2 separate regions of the Mus musculus genome follow, and region 1 is linked to region 2. The links are chromatin loops, found by intact Hi-C in ENCODE. Cell type or tissue: gastrocnemius. All regions are shown on one strand. Each heading gives the region's core, and the rest is flanking DNA. Links, peaks and the distances in the headings are about the cores only.

Region 1 (7,788 bases), core at 1,060-6,059, 860 kb before region 2:
CACATATTTTTTGACTTATTTACTTTGACCTTCATATCACCCAATGGCATGACTCTGATGCCTGAAGGAGGTCCCTTTCTGTGCTATCTGGTTGATACATTCCTCTCTGCTCCACCCAGGGACAATCTGTTGACCTTCAAATACTCCTCCATATTTCAATTCTGCCCTTCCCCTTCCACTCAGTTTCTTCTGTCTCTTCAATATGGACCATTTGTCTTGTTTAATTCCTTATTTCCCTAAACCAATACCCTATGTAGCCATATAGGCATATGCATATACAGGTTGTTTCACTTTTCTGTTAGTGTGCTTGCCTTCTGTATACAAATCTCTCTCTCTCTCTCTCTCTCTCTCTCTCTCTCTCTCTCTCTCTCTCTCTCTCTCTCTTTCTTGTTAGGTTGGTTGTATACTTTCAGAGCTCAACTTGATGCCCAGCATAGAGTTTTGCTCCAAATCTAGTAGAATATGGGAGTGGAATTAGAATGGGCCCTAGACTCTGGGTTCTTTCTTTGCTATAACCTACAAGAACAAAGAACATTCATCCAGAAAAAAAAAAAGAAAAAAAAAGAAAAACAGAAAAAAAGAATGACTTTACAGGGTAGCGTGTAGACGGGTTGTACACACACGCATGAGTAACTGTGTTATCTTCAGTAATGATTTTAGCTCTGACACTAGACCACCTCCATTATACCAGTCAGCCAGCAGTGTGATGACCAATTTTCCAAATGATTAACCAAATGTTTGCTTTGCTCAATCTAACAGAGCAATTAGAGAGAATGGTGGTGAGACCAGGACGAGAAGTCTTAGAGAGCAGAGAAGGGAGCAGTCCTAAGCAAAGAACAATGGAGCTTGCTTTTAAGATCGTCTTTTAAGAAAGATGAGTGGAGTTCATGAGTATTCCAGAGAGTGAATGGCTCAGGCCACGTCATGAGACTTGGGATTGTGCAATAAAGATCAAGAGGACATGAGCATGTTGGGGGTAGGGGATAGGTAGAAAATTAAAGGTCACAACCAACATCTTTGTGCACAACATTTGTTTACATTTGAAATATTTATAGAAAGTTTTAGATTTGAGCATTGTTTATACTACCAAAATATTGGAAATGTCCAAGATATGAGAAAAGATAAAGTATGATGCATTTATTCAGTATAATATAATAGCTATATGATTAAATATGGTTGTAATAAAGATCTTGATATAACTATGTCTTTTGAGTAATCATAAATGAAATAGCAGGGTTTGGCTTGATCATATGTATTTAAAAATAAAATAAATTATAATCAGAGGAATCAAATGTAGGAAATAATGTCAGTGATGGTCATTTGGGTGATGCCCTTCTACGCTGTTATAGCTTATTTTGTGCTTTTCAGTTATCTACAATGGAAATGAAAGTCTCACGATGGACCTTTGAAAGATCCAGCAAGGCCTGGTAGTGCAGGACTGTAGTTCCAGCTCCTGAGTGAATCAGAAGGATCAGAAGTTCAATGCCTATCAGGGCTTCATGTGCATTCAAGCTGTTTGGTTTACAGGGTGAGTGTAAGGTCAGTCTGGACAAGTTGGCAACACCCTGTTCAAATTTTTTTTTAAGTAAAGAACAAAAATTCTGGGGGGATGCATGTCAGTGGCAGGATGCTCGCCCATCACGTATGAGGCCCCTGGCTCAACCCCTAGCACCACACGTGATAGGAAAGAAAATGCTCGTGTCCTGCCCCCAAGATTTCTGATGTCAGTCCTTTACAGTTTATGGTTAAAAGACGAAGTTTGTAGGAACCTTGTGTGACCAGAAGAGAAAAGGCCACAAAGGCCGGGCGTGGTGGCACACGCCTTTAATCCCAGCACTTGGGAGGCAGAGGCAGGCGGATTTCTGAGTTCAAGGCCAGTCTGGTCTACAGAGTGAGTTCCAGGACAGCCAGGGCTACACAGAGAAACCCTGTCTCAAAAAAAGAAAAGAAGAAAAAAAAAAAAAAAGAAAGAAAGAAAAGAAAATTAAAAAAAAAAAAGGAAAAAAAAGGCCACAATATCACTGAGAGACAAAGAAAAGATCAAGAAAGAAAACAAAAGACCAATGGCTGTAATTTTGTCTGTCCTTATCTAAAACTGAGAGGCGATATCAATTGTTAGTCTTTCTAGTGAACTCTGGGCCCAAAGGGTAGAAAGAGGGTTAAGTCCCACCACAACCCAACACCACTTTCAGTCTCACTGAAAGCTTCCCACTGACTTTTAGTCTCTAAGCAGACAGTGCTAGCGCAGTGTCACACACGGTTCAGCCAACCCCTTCCAGTCCATTTGAGTTCTGTCCTTCTGTATGAACCTGCTGAGAACAGATAATTCTCCATGAGACACTTCTGCTATTCTCTGACCCTCTCTATATGAGGTTTAATGAGACCACATGTAATGTCTGCATCGCTGTCTCCTCCACACCGGACACAAGCCCCCACACACGTAAACACTGGAATCCTGACACAGGGCTGCACATAAGCAAACACTGTAAACATCAATGAACACACAAGGGAAGGACTGAATGCATGTTCCTTGAGTTTTCCCCTCCTGGTAATGGGTCCCAGTTCTGTCTTAGTAAATCCTTCCTGACGTGGTTTCTGAACTTTCATTTACCATCCTACACCTCATATTAAAATGCCGAGCTCACGAATCTGCACAATAGTTCTCACCCAATCCATGGGATCTTCAGCTTCTCCAGAATGATCTATTTCAGAGGGAGATGATCTTCCCCAGGGAAGAGCACACCAACTGACTCTCCTGTACCAGATTGTCAGCCCTGAAATCATACATGCAAGTAACATTATATGGCCTGAACAGGCTACATTTAGGTATATATGTCTACATATATATGCATGTGATAACAATTAGTGAGAGGAAAGGAGGCCATGGGTTTGAAGGAGAGCAGAGGGGTCACAGCAGAGTTTGAAGGGAGGAAAAGGAAGGGAGAGATGTAATTATCTTATGACCTCAAAAATAAAGAAGGATGACCCATTGTTTTGTGATGTGACTCAAGATTTTCATGACCACTGTGAAAGTCACTGGTGTTCAAGATGCATGTAATTTGCAGGGTTAGGGCTTGGAGTGCATGGGAGCAACCCAGCGGCACCATTTCTAGTTACACGACTGAAGACCTTACACAACACTGTGCAAAAGACAGCACAGTCAGCCAGAAGTCCTTTAACGGCCAAGGACTCTGTCACTCAGAGTCCCTATTCTGCATGCTCCTTATTCGTCAAATGGAGATAATTAATAGTCCATGCCTTGGAGAGTCGTTGGGGACTCATCAAAGCATGCATGGGAACAATCACTGAGACCTTCAGTAAATTACTCAAGTCTCTGATTCTCAGAACACTGCCCGAGTCCTAGCTTTCTCTCCATGCCTGCCCATTCCAGATTGCTGTCAGTCAATCTAGCAAATGCTTTCGTTCTTTCGCTAATCCTCAACTTCTTTTTTTAGATTAAGAGTAATTACTCCCAAATGTATACATGAAAGCCTGACTCTTGCCTAACATACATCAAACCATCTGTACATATGTGTCTAGGTTTTATTTATTATTCTTCATTAAATCTATTTCAAGTGAAAACAGTCAGTTTGCCTAAGCATTAAATTATCTCAGCACAGCGGCGTTGCTCTGCTGCCATTTTCCACCAGAGGTCACTGTTTCTCTAGGAAGGGGTCAGCCTAGCGTTTAAAACCAGACAGATCTTTTGGGAAGGTGATGTTTCTCCCGCGATCACAGAATTAAGTGCATACCAAAGTACTAGGAGTATAAGGATGGTGCCATTTCGATTTTACTTCCTGGATAAAAGTTCCAGCTATTGCCGAAATGCTAAAGGCCTGTGTCCTGCAAGGGCCTTTTAGACAGTTTAGTACAGGGGTCTCACAAATGAGACCAAGCTCAATCTGGTTTCGTACGCTTTTGTTGTTATTTATTTTGTCACACACATGTTGATTACTATTGTTATTACTGGGCAGATAGATTAACCACAAGATCACACATTAAAAAAATATAGATTTAATAACAATCCTTAAAAAAATAACCCCAAAATCCTCACAATGCCAAGTCCACCAGCCCTTATGGCAACAGCTTCTAGAACTCATTTAATTCACACCATTATTCAACAAGGCACATGCTGGTCTGCTCACTAGTTCCCATTTAGCCCCCTGTATCTACCTGAACCTCAGAACTGGAGTATGTGACCCAAATGTTCTGCTACACACCCTTCGTGATGACACTGGAGTCGAGAAGTAAGGAGTTGCTTACTCAAGGTCACACCATGAATGAGGTGCTGTGTTCAGCTCCCGGGCCTCCCAGTACGGATGGCTGTGGTCAGTTCCCACTCCAGCAGATTCTCAGACACAGGCTGGTCCTGACCCCCAGATATGCCTTAGTTAGTACCTCCAGTCCTTTCTTCCTCTTTTCCAGCAGGCTAGGGTTCCAAGGAGGATGAAAGAGGCCAGGAAGGCAGACTCAGTAACATCTGAGGCTTTGGGGGTACAAAGAGAAGGGGTCCTGGAGAAAAGGGAGAAAAGCAATCCGCCACAGGACCCTATTCTTGGTGGCTACTGTTCTCTAAATTCTAGTTTGACTTCTTAGCCTCCCAATTTCTTTCGTTGATCATAAAGAATATCAGGGTTTTGATTTGCTCATCTGTAAAATGGGAGCATGATTGCATTGTAGGAGTGGTATAAAAATGGTGTTCTGTGAGTATATCATTAATGACCCATTCATTCCATCATTAACTGCCTGATCAGGTGTCAGGTGCTGGGTCACATGAGTAACTAAAACCTGGCTATCCTCAAGAAGTAGCAGTCACTTGGGAGGAAACAGAAGAGGCAGGTACCATGTCTCCCTGACAGCGCTGTGCTTTCAGCATTGAATCTCCACTTGTCAACTGTTGTCTTCCTAAACCAGCGATTCTGCTCTTGGTGCTGCATTAAAACATCTGGAGAATTCAAAACAAAACAAACAAACATTTTTAATATTCACAGTTTCCTAATTTCTGGGAACTAGAATTTTAGGAAGTTAATGTAGTCAGTCCTGTTGAAAATGACTTCAAAGCGCCACACAGGCTAGAACCCTTGTCCTTAACCCTGCTCTCACTTGCCCCTCATTCTCCAACTGTGACCCACTTTTCCTATGCTAGCCACACTTCCTGTGATGGCCATACTCCTACCCTTGACTCTGGCATATTAATTAAACCCTTCTCAGCCTTGGTTTGTTTATAGAAAACTATGGGTCTAGGGGACACAGCTATCACCTATGCAGTATTCATTACATTTTTTTGTCCTTTTTCCTTTTTACCCCAGTTTCCCTTTTCCTTTTTCTTCCTTTATTCAATTGCTTGATCTTTTACCATTGGTAAGCTTAGGGATGAGACTCTGGCCCAACTCTGTTAAATAAGATGTAGGAGGAGCCTTTGAAGAAAATGTTTTGTTCCTAAGAACCCCTAAGAACTTCATCATGAGAACAGTTATTACCCCACTGTAACCAGCTGAGGGTGAGGGTACCACAGGGCCCAACACTGGAAGGTGAGTGCTAGCTCACTGGTGTGTTTAGGTTAAAGTTAGATTAAAGATGGGTAGAAGAGAACTAGGCTCTATTGAGTGCCTGTCATGTCCCAGTCTGTTGCCCTGCTAAGGTAGAAGTCTACCATTGCCACTCTGTGCAAAATGGCAGACTCCCTTTGTCACCAGGGCTTCTCCTTCTCTGACGTTATTAGGGAAGTTAAACACCCCCACCCCATCCTACACTGCCCGCTGCCCCCACACACCTCTATCTGCCTGCAGAACATTACAGGTTCAGTTTCCTTCTCTGGGTAAGAAGCTGAAGAGCAAGCACCTGAGATTCTTGAAGTGCCTTCCCCAGTGCCAGTGAGGCAGCTCAGTGCCTTAGCCTTCAGCCAATGACCTTTACCCACCCTGGATACTCCTATGCTCTTAACCCCAAACTATATAACCCTCGAATCACTCCACGTAAAGTTCATCTGTCTTCCTGAAGCTGGTCCTAGTGTGTCGTTATTACTGTTTGCACGCACAGGGCCTGTTAGTCAACTCTCCTTCCTTTCCTCTCATGGGCTGTGGCCAACAACCCTAGCGAGAAGGGAGACCTACGCCAGTAATTATATTACATCCAGTAGAGTCTATATTAGTCTGTGTGAGTGAAAACTGCTCTGGAATTCTGAAGCATTGACCTATAGAATTAGACTCTTTTGATTTTAACTTTAGCTTCAGTCCTTAAGCAAATACTCTTGGGTCACACTCTCATTCAAACTACCATAGCATCCTAGTCTGGAACTCCCTTGACATAGCCTTTTCCATTTTTCTATAGTAGGGTAGTTCTGACTGCTAGGAAGTTCTGTCTGTAAATGAGATCTCCTTGTCTTGAACCTCTACTTGCTGATCTTAACCACAGTTACCAGAAATAAAGCACATTTCTTTTTCTTTTGAACATGGACACAAGCCCTTTGGGAGCACAGCCATGAAAGTCAGTTCACCAAGTCTCCTTCTCCTTAAGCTATTCCTACCTCAATTTCTCAGCCAATCTGGTTTCTAGTCATACCATAATCCTGACTCCTTTTTTTGTGTGATCTAGACAAAGCATATGTATTCAATATCAGAGAAGGACAGATATGGAGCTAGAGACTACTTTGACATATTTTCTAGATATATGCATGTATATTAATTATACTTTGAAAAAAGAAAATTGTAAATAACAAAATTATTCTGTGTGGTAGTTTGAATGAGAATGGCTCCATAGACTCATGTGTTTGAATATATACCCTGTTCTGCCCCCCTTGTTGGTGGAACTGTTTGGGAAGGATTAGCAGGTGTGTGTTGTTAGAAAAAGTATGTCACTGGTATCAGGCTTTGAGGTTTAAACAGACTTGTGCCATTGTCAGTACTCTTTCTCTCTGCCTCTTACTTATGAATAAAGATGTGAGCTCTTAGCTGTTCCAGCTGCCAGGCCTTCACTCCGCCATCACGGACTCTAACCCTCTGAAGCTGTAAGCCCAATTAAACACTTTCTTTTCTTAGTTGCGTTGGTCATGGTGTCTTATAACAGCAATAGAAAAGTACCTAAGACCCAGATGTAGCTGTCTCTTGTGAGACTATGCCGGGGCCTAGCAAACACAGAAGTGGATGCTCACAGTCAGCTAATGGATGGATCACAGGGCTCCCAATGGAGGAGCTAGAGAAAGTAGCCAAGGAGCTAAAGGGATCTGCAACCCTATAGGTGGAACAACATTATGAACTAACCAGTACCCCGGAGCTCTTGACTCTAGCTGCATATATATCAAAAGATGGCCTAGTCGGCCATCACTGGAAAGAGAGGCCCATTGGACTTGCAAACTTTATATGCCCCAGTACAGGGGAACGCCAGGGCCAAAAAGGGGGAGTGGGTGGGCAGGGGAGTGGGGGTGGGTGGGTATGGGGGACTTTTGGTATAGCATTGGAAATGTAAATGAGCAAAATACCTAATAAAAAATGGAAAAAAAAAAAAAAGAAAAGTACCTAAGATAGAAAGAAGTTGGTGCCAGGAAGTAGCCTCCCGTTGTGACAGGCCTGACCATGCAGTTCTTTGGAGGAGTGTGCAAGACTTTGGGACTTTGGACTAGGAAAGCATTTGAATGCAGTAAGTTGAACTTAATGGGCTCTCCAAGTAGGATCTTGGAAGACAGGATTACTGAGAGCTATGTGGATTGTGGAGGTTTCAGAGGGAAACAATATTAGTAAGTAGGCTAGATGCCATTCCTATGACATTTTGGCAAAGAATATTGCTGCTTTC
Region 2 (5,000 bases), core at 1-5,000:
AAATACCCTGGGAGGACTTTAGAAGCCCTTATACTTTGAAAAATATAAAGACATTGAAGGCTGTGCTTTACATTGTATGCGGAAGAAAATAATACAGATAACCACTGTGGGAGGTGGTCTGAGTTGTGCTCTTTTTTTCCTATTTAGTTGGGGTAAAATGGATATGGTCTATCATTCAGCATTTTAACCCTTTACCCCTTTCTGAGTGTTCCTGTTTCACGGAGTGGGGCTCAGTCACAATCCTGTGCGACTGTCAGCACCATCAGTTTCCAGAACTCTTTTCAACACGTGGGCCTAAACTCTGGACCCATGAAACAGTAATTCTGCATAGCCCCTTCCATAGCCGCTCCCACAGCTCCTGACCAGCATATACCTAATTTCAACAGCTCTAACCACATTGTATAAGCAGCATTAAATAGCATTTGCCTTTGGGTGACTGGCTTCTTTCTAGCATAACAATGTGTTCCAGATCCATCTATGTTGTAGTATGTGTTGGAATTCCTTCCTCCTTCTGATCTTCTGTGTGCCCCCATTATGACTGTCACAAATGAAGATGTTACTGAGCTTCTCATTAGAGCCACTTCTTTCTAGTGGCAGAGACAAATGGCCTGGTGGTAAAACTCAGCAGCAGTGGGACCTGGGACCTGAGAATTCAGACTCCCCTTCTAGTCTCATATATGACTAACACAGACAACGAATAGAATTTCATGCTGTGCTTTCCACCGGGACCCCAATTTCTCTTTAGCTGCTGCTCCGAGCCTCCGTTCAGCCTTGGGGAAGTTTGAGGTTACAGGTCTGAAAGGTGAGGTGTTGCCTTGGGTAGCCTTGTTTCTAGCCCAACTCCAAAATGCCCAGGTGAGCGTCTGAGGCAGTTCTTTGAGGGACAGGATAAACTAAGACCTTCACTTTAAAACTTGTCCTTTTTAAAAAAAAATTGTTTTGAATTGTTGACAGTTTTCTGTACCTATCTGGTTTAAACATGGTCTCCTAAACAGTGCGGTGGCATGATTACATGTTTGCCTGGGTTGTTCTGAAGCAGCAGAATATGACCATGTGTGACATTCAGATCACTCAAATGTCTTCTTCCAATATAAGACTTACTAAGCAAACTCACAGAGGGCAGCAGAATATGCCAACTGACCAAGCGGGTTCTGCAGGCCAGAGATAGCCCTTTTTTTTTCCCCCTATAAAAACACTCAGCAGCGCTAGGTGTGGTAACATGCAGGAGGCCTTGCCTGAAGGATCAGCATGAATCAAGGTCAGCCTTGGATACAGATGGAGTTTGAGGCTAGCCTGGGCTACAAAATGAGTTCTTGTCTCAAAAAAGAAAATGTGCAGGAGGGAGACTATCAACAAACAAACAAGCAGATAAACCACTTTGACTAGAGGTGTCTTTCTCTCTCTCTCTCTCTCTCTCTCTCTCTCTCTCTCTCTCTCTCTCTCTCTCTCTCTCTCTCTGTCTGTCTCCCTGGCCATTAAGAGCAATCCCTCCTTACAGTCCCTATCCTTGTTTACTGGCTAGTATTATTCCCAGGACAGTACCGATCCATCCCCCCCCCCCACCTCTGTTGACCACTAACACATCCCCTCTACTTCCTTTACTACCTCGTGGTTCAGGTGCCATTCACTGACCTCAGCTTTGATAAAGAAAAAATTTCGGATACAGAACCCTTCCTTGGTTCTGTGGAGCCGAGCATCTTTTTAAGGCTGGCTACTTGAGCTACTGCTCCGGACCTTCCCCTCTCCTTTCTTTGGATAACAGGACAGTGGTCCGCAAAGGGAAGCATCCGTTACCTTTCTCTTAGAGTTGAGTTCATTTTCCATTGCATGTTTCTGTTTAAACAGAAAGCCTTTTTAAAAGGGCTGAACACGCATTGAGTGTGCATGCTAAATGTTTAATATGTGTGTGCCCACAGCCAAGAGAACAGAGAAGCCTTAAGTAATAATGAAGCTGGATTATGCACGTTGTGTGCTTTACATGGCAGTGACTTCTAAATATACCCTTAACAGCCAGGTATTATTTAATACATCCCTATTAATCAAGCTGCCAAATCTAAATGAAAACCATGTTTAAATATATTTAATAAGATTATGGCTTTGAGGTGAGTAGCAAGCTAATGTTAGCTGCATTTATTTTCCTCCCAGCCAGGCCTCCTTCACTCTCTTGTGTTTTCATTCTGGAAGCTTCTTTCTCCGGTGAAGACAGTGTGATTACAAAGCGACTGGTACTGCAAACTTTCTGTGTGGATTTCATCTTAGTGAATAAATGGGAATGTTTTAAGAAAAGAAAACAACATCTGCAAATGGGAAATGAAATGTCATTTCTTCTTAGGGTGAGCCATTGAATTAAGGCGGAAATTAATAATCGCCATAGAGAAATGAGTTGTTTCTACCTTCTGCAATATAGTGTCTGCTTTTGGATCCGGTATCACTCTCGTAGTGTCTTGAGTTAAATGTTGTTACTTTTCCTTTTAATGGTTGGTTTTTTTGTTGGTTTTGCAATAGTGACACCCAGTGGCACTAATGAACATTGCAAGGGCTGCTAAATGCTGTCTTTCTAAAGCAATCCCATTCCTCCTTTGGAATAAAAAATATCTAGTTTCTTGAAGTTGAAGGAATAATTGAGTCTGGACAAGACAAAATTGCAGTTCCGTCTAGTAGGCTTCTCATTTGGTACAAAGAAGGGAAGTAACGAAGGACAGGACAGATGGGGAGGAGAGGGGTCACACATACCACCCCAGCAAACTTTCAAAGTTATTAGTGAAATACCATTGTACACCCCTGCTGTGTATAACTGTTCCTCTTATTGCAGCAGTGTGTGCACTGTCCCAGCCTTTGCCACAGGCATTCCCTGCAGCCTACAGAGAAATGGCTATTTGCTGGTGTTGCAACTGCTGTGATTTCTTGTTTCTCATATCTCCAGTCCTCTCTTCCTTCCATCTAGTTCTTTTGACTCATATTTACCCCTAAGAAGTTGTGTTTGGGACTTTTAGCCAATCATTCTCCCCATTAGCATATTTTCATCGGTTCCAGATTTTGAGCTCTTAACTTGCGCCTCCCCGCTTACATGTCTTAAAACTTTTAAATCTTTGATTAAAAAGTCGTATATGCCTATTACAAACATATTAAAAGTTTCTGACTACATAAACACTGAAAACAATCCCTATAAAATGTTCAACACTGCCTACTTTGAATTTAAAATAGGGAGCACATGTTTCACATCGTTCATTGTAGAAATTTCAAGCTTTGTTTTAAAAACCAAAAATACGTGCAATACACGCCATATATAATTCACAGAAGCAGAACACACAAACCCACCATATCTGTGCACACAGCGGTGTGGCAGATGCTGCTTCTGATGCTGTTTGCATGCTGGACACTCTTCTAATCGCTTTACATGAAACAACCCATGTAAGTTCCATAGCAAGGGTCAGGAACTACTATTATGGTTGTTCCACACATGTTGATGAAGTGTTTATGCATTGCAAAAGAACAATGTCAACATGCTCGGTCATAGGATTGTAATGAATTATGGGCAGGAAGGGCTATCATCAGGTCTTTAAATGTTTTGAAGTCAGTGTCACTGTCCTTAGTCTCTCTACCCAGCTCTACTCAAAACTCCGGTATCTCCTTTACCTTCTGGCACCAGCTTTCTGTGCTCTGAATGTCATCAGCCACAGAGCTTACATTCCACTGCCCAAGAAGCAGGCAATGAAGTAAGAGAAAATGAAGCAATGAAAAGAGCAAAGACAGGTTAGGGAGAGAGGATATGCAAAGCTGATGATAAGAGCAATGGGAGTCACCATCCTAATGAAGGATGCTTGGCAGGAACCCTCAGTGGCAGAGAAGACAAAGGCTCTGTGGTGACAGTATATTGATGAGTCTATAGAACAAACAAAACCCATGGAGGCTGGGGCATGCTGGTGCGGGGAGAGATGTGTACTCTCTTCCCTTTCAGCCCTTTGACGAAGTCTTATGCCCCAGACATTGACCATGATTTAGAATGGTAGTGTTCTGTGATATAGTCAAGAAAGGGGATGTAGGGGAAAGCATGCAGTTGAGAGAATTGGCCTAAGACATTGCTTCCAATACACATTCGCCCCTACCCTATGAATCGAGAGTAAGATGAACGTGAGGTATAATGAAGTCCTGCAGACTTAGGCACGCTGAGCACCTGAGAGCCCAGGTGGACCCTGGGTCACATTCTTCTCCAGACATGGTTTGTAAGTCTGTGTCTCTGGTCTGAATGCCAACTTCTCCGTCTCCTTTCTTTCTCTCATTCTCTTATTCAGTATACACTTCTTCATGGGCAGCCATCTGTGTTAGGCCTATTCTCTTCACAGAGTCAATCCTGGAGTGGACAGGCTCAGCAATGGTGTTTTGTTTTGTTTCAAGTTTTTGCCAGCATCGTAGAGAAGAAATACCATGAAACAGGCAGTGATAATAGTGTGCTAAACTCCTAGTCTTGAAGTCTGAGAAAATATTTCAAGGGAACTGACAGTTGAACTAGGACTTCAAAAACAGAGGCGAACATATGTATGGCTGTTCGGGGAATGAGGTAGAGGGCCAGGGGCAGACTTTTAAAGCTCAGAAGCAGTGGATGCATGAACTTAGAGACAAGTCCCGTTGTATATCTTATATAAATGTGGATAAATAAATGAATACTTTTCCCCACTAATATGGTGCAGGGGCAGCTGATATAATAAAGATACATATGAATCAAGAGTAGCTTTGTTAGTTGACGGAGAGACCACTTTCTCCAGTCTTGCCCATCATTTCCCCCTGGGTAGACTCCTGAGGAAACCCATATCTTTTTACAACAGCTGCTTACCGAGTAAATGGTACAGTGTGGTGATGGGAGACCATAGCAAATATTGATCATATTCCAGGGATGACTGGGTCACTGGATCTGGACATACCCAAGCCTAAATGTCCATTGGCTCTGTTTGTCCTTCTGTGTGTAAGTAGAAACTACAGATTGAGAAAGCAGAAGCTTGTCA

The links. Peaks named below come from ENCODE experiments on the same cell type or tissue, not always from the same donor. Only the 100,000 strongest peaks of a DNase experiment are listed, where the experiment ranks them.
Region 1: it touches region 2 in a loop (13-fold over the local background); 34 of 42 quality-filtered maps call a loop at or near these places.

Annotation. Positions count from the first base shown.
Region 1 is chr4:95,004,697-95,012,484 of GRCm38, forward strand. All of the region lies in intron 2 of Gm12694 (a long non-coding RNA gene), which reads left to right. Among named protein-coding and RNA genes, the nearest start is that of Gm12694, 29 kb to the left of the region's middle. In gastrocnemius, for the core only: a CTCF peak has its summit at 3,635 (motif pointing right); a DNase peak (open chromatin) is centred at 3,650; H3K4me3 peaks cover 517 bases; H3K27ac peaks cover 438 bases.
Region 2 is chr4:95,868,903-95,873,902 of GRCm38, forward strand. The region is part of intron 14 of Fggy (FGGY carbohydrate kinase domain containing); the gene reads left to right. Among named protein-coding and RNA genes, the nearest start is that of Hook1, 96 kb to the right of the region's middle. In gastrocnemius, for the core only: a CTCF peak has its summit at 2,519; a DNase peak (open chromatin) is centred at 2,527; H3K4me3 peaks cover 286 bases; H3K27ac peaks cover 486 bases.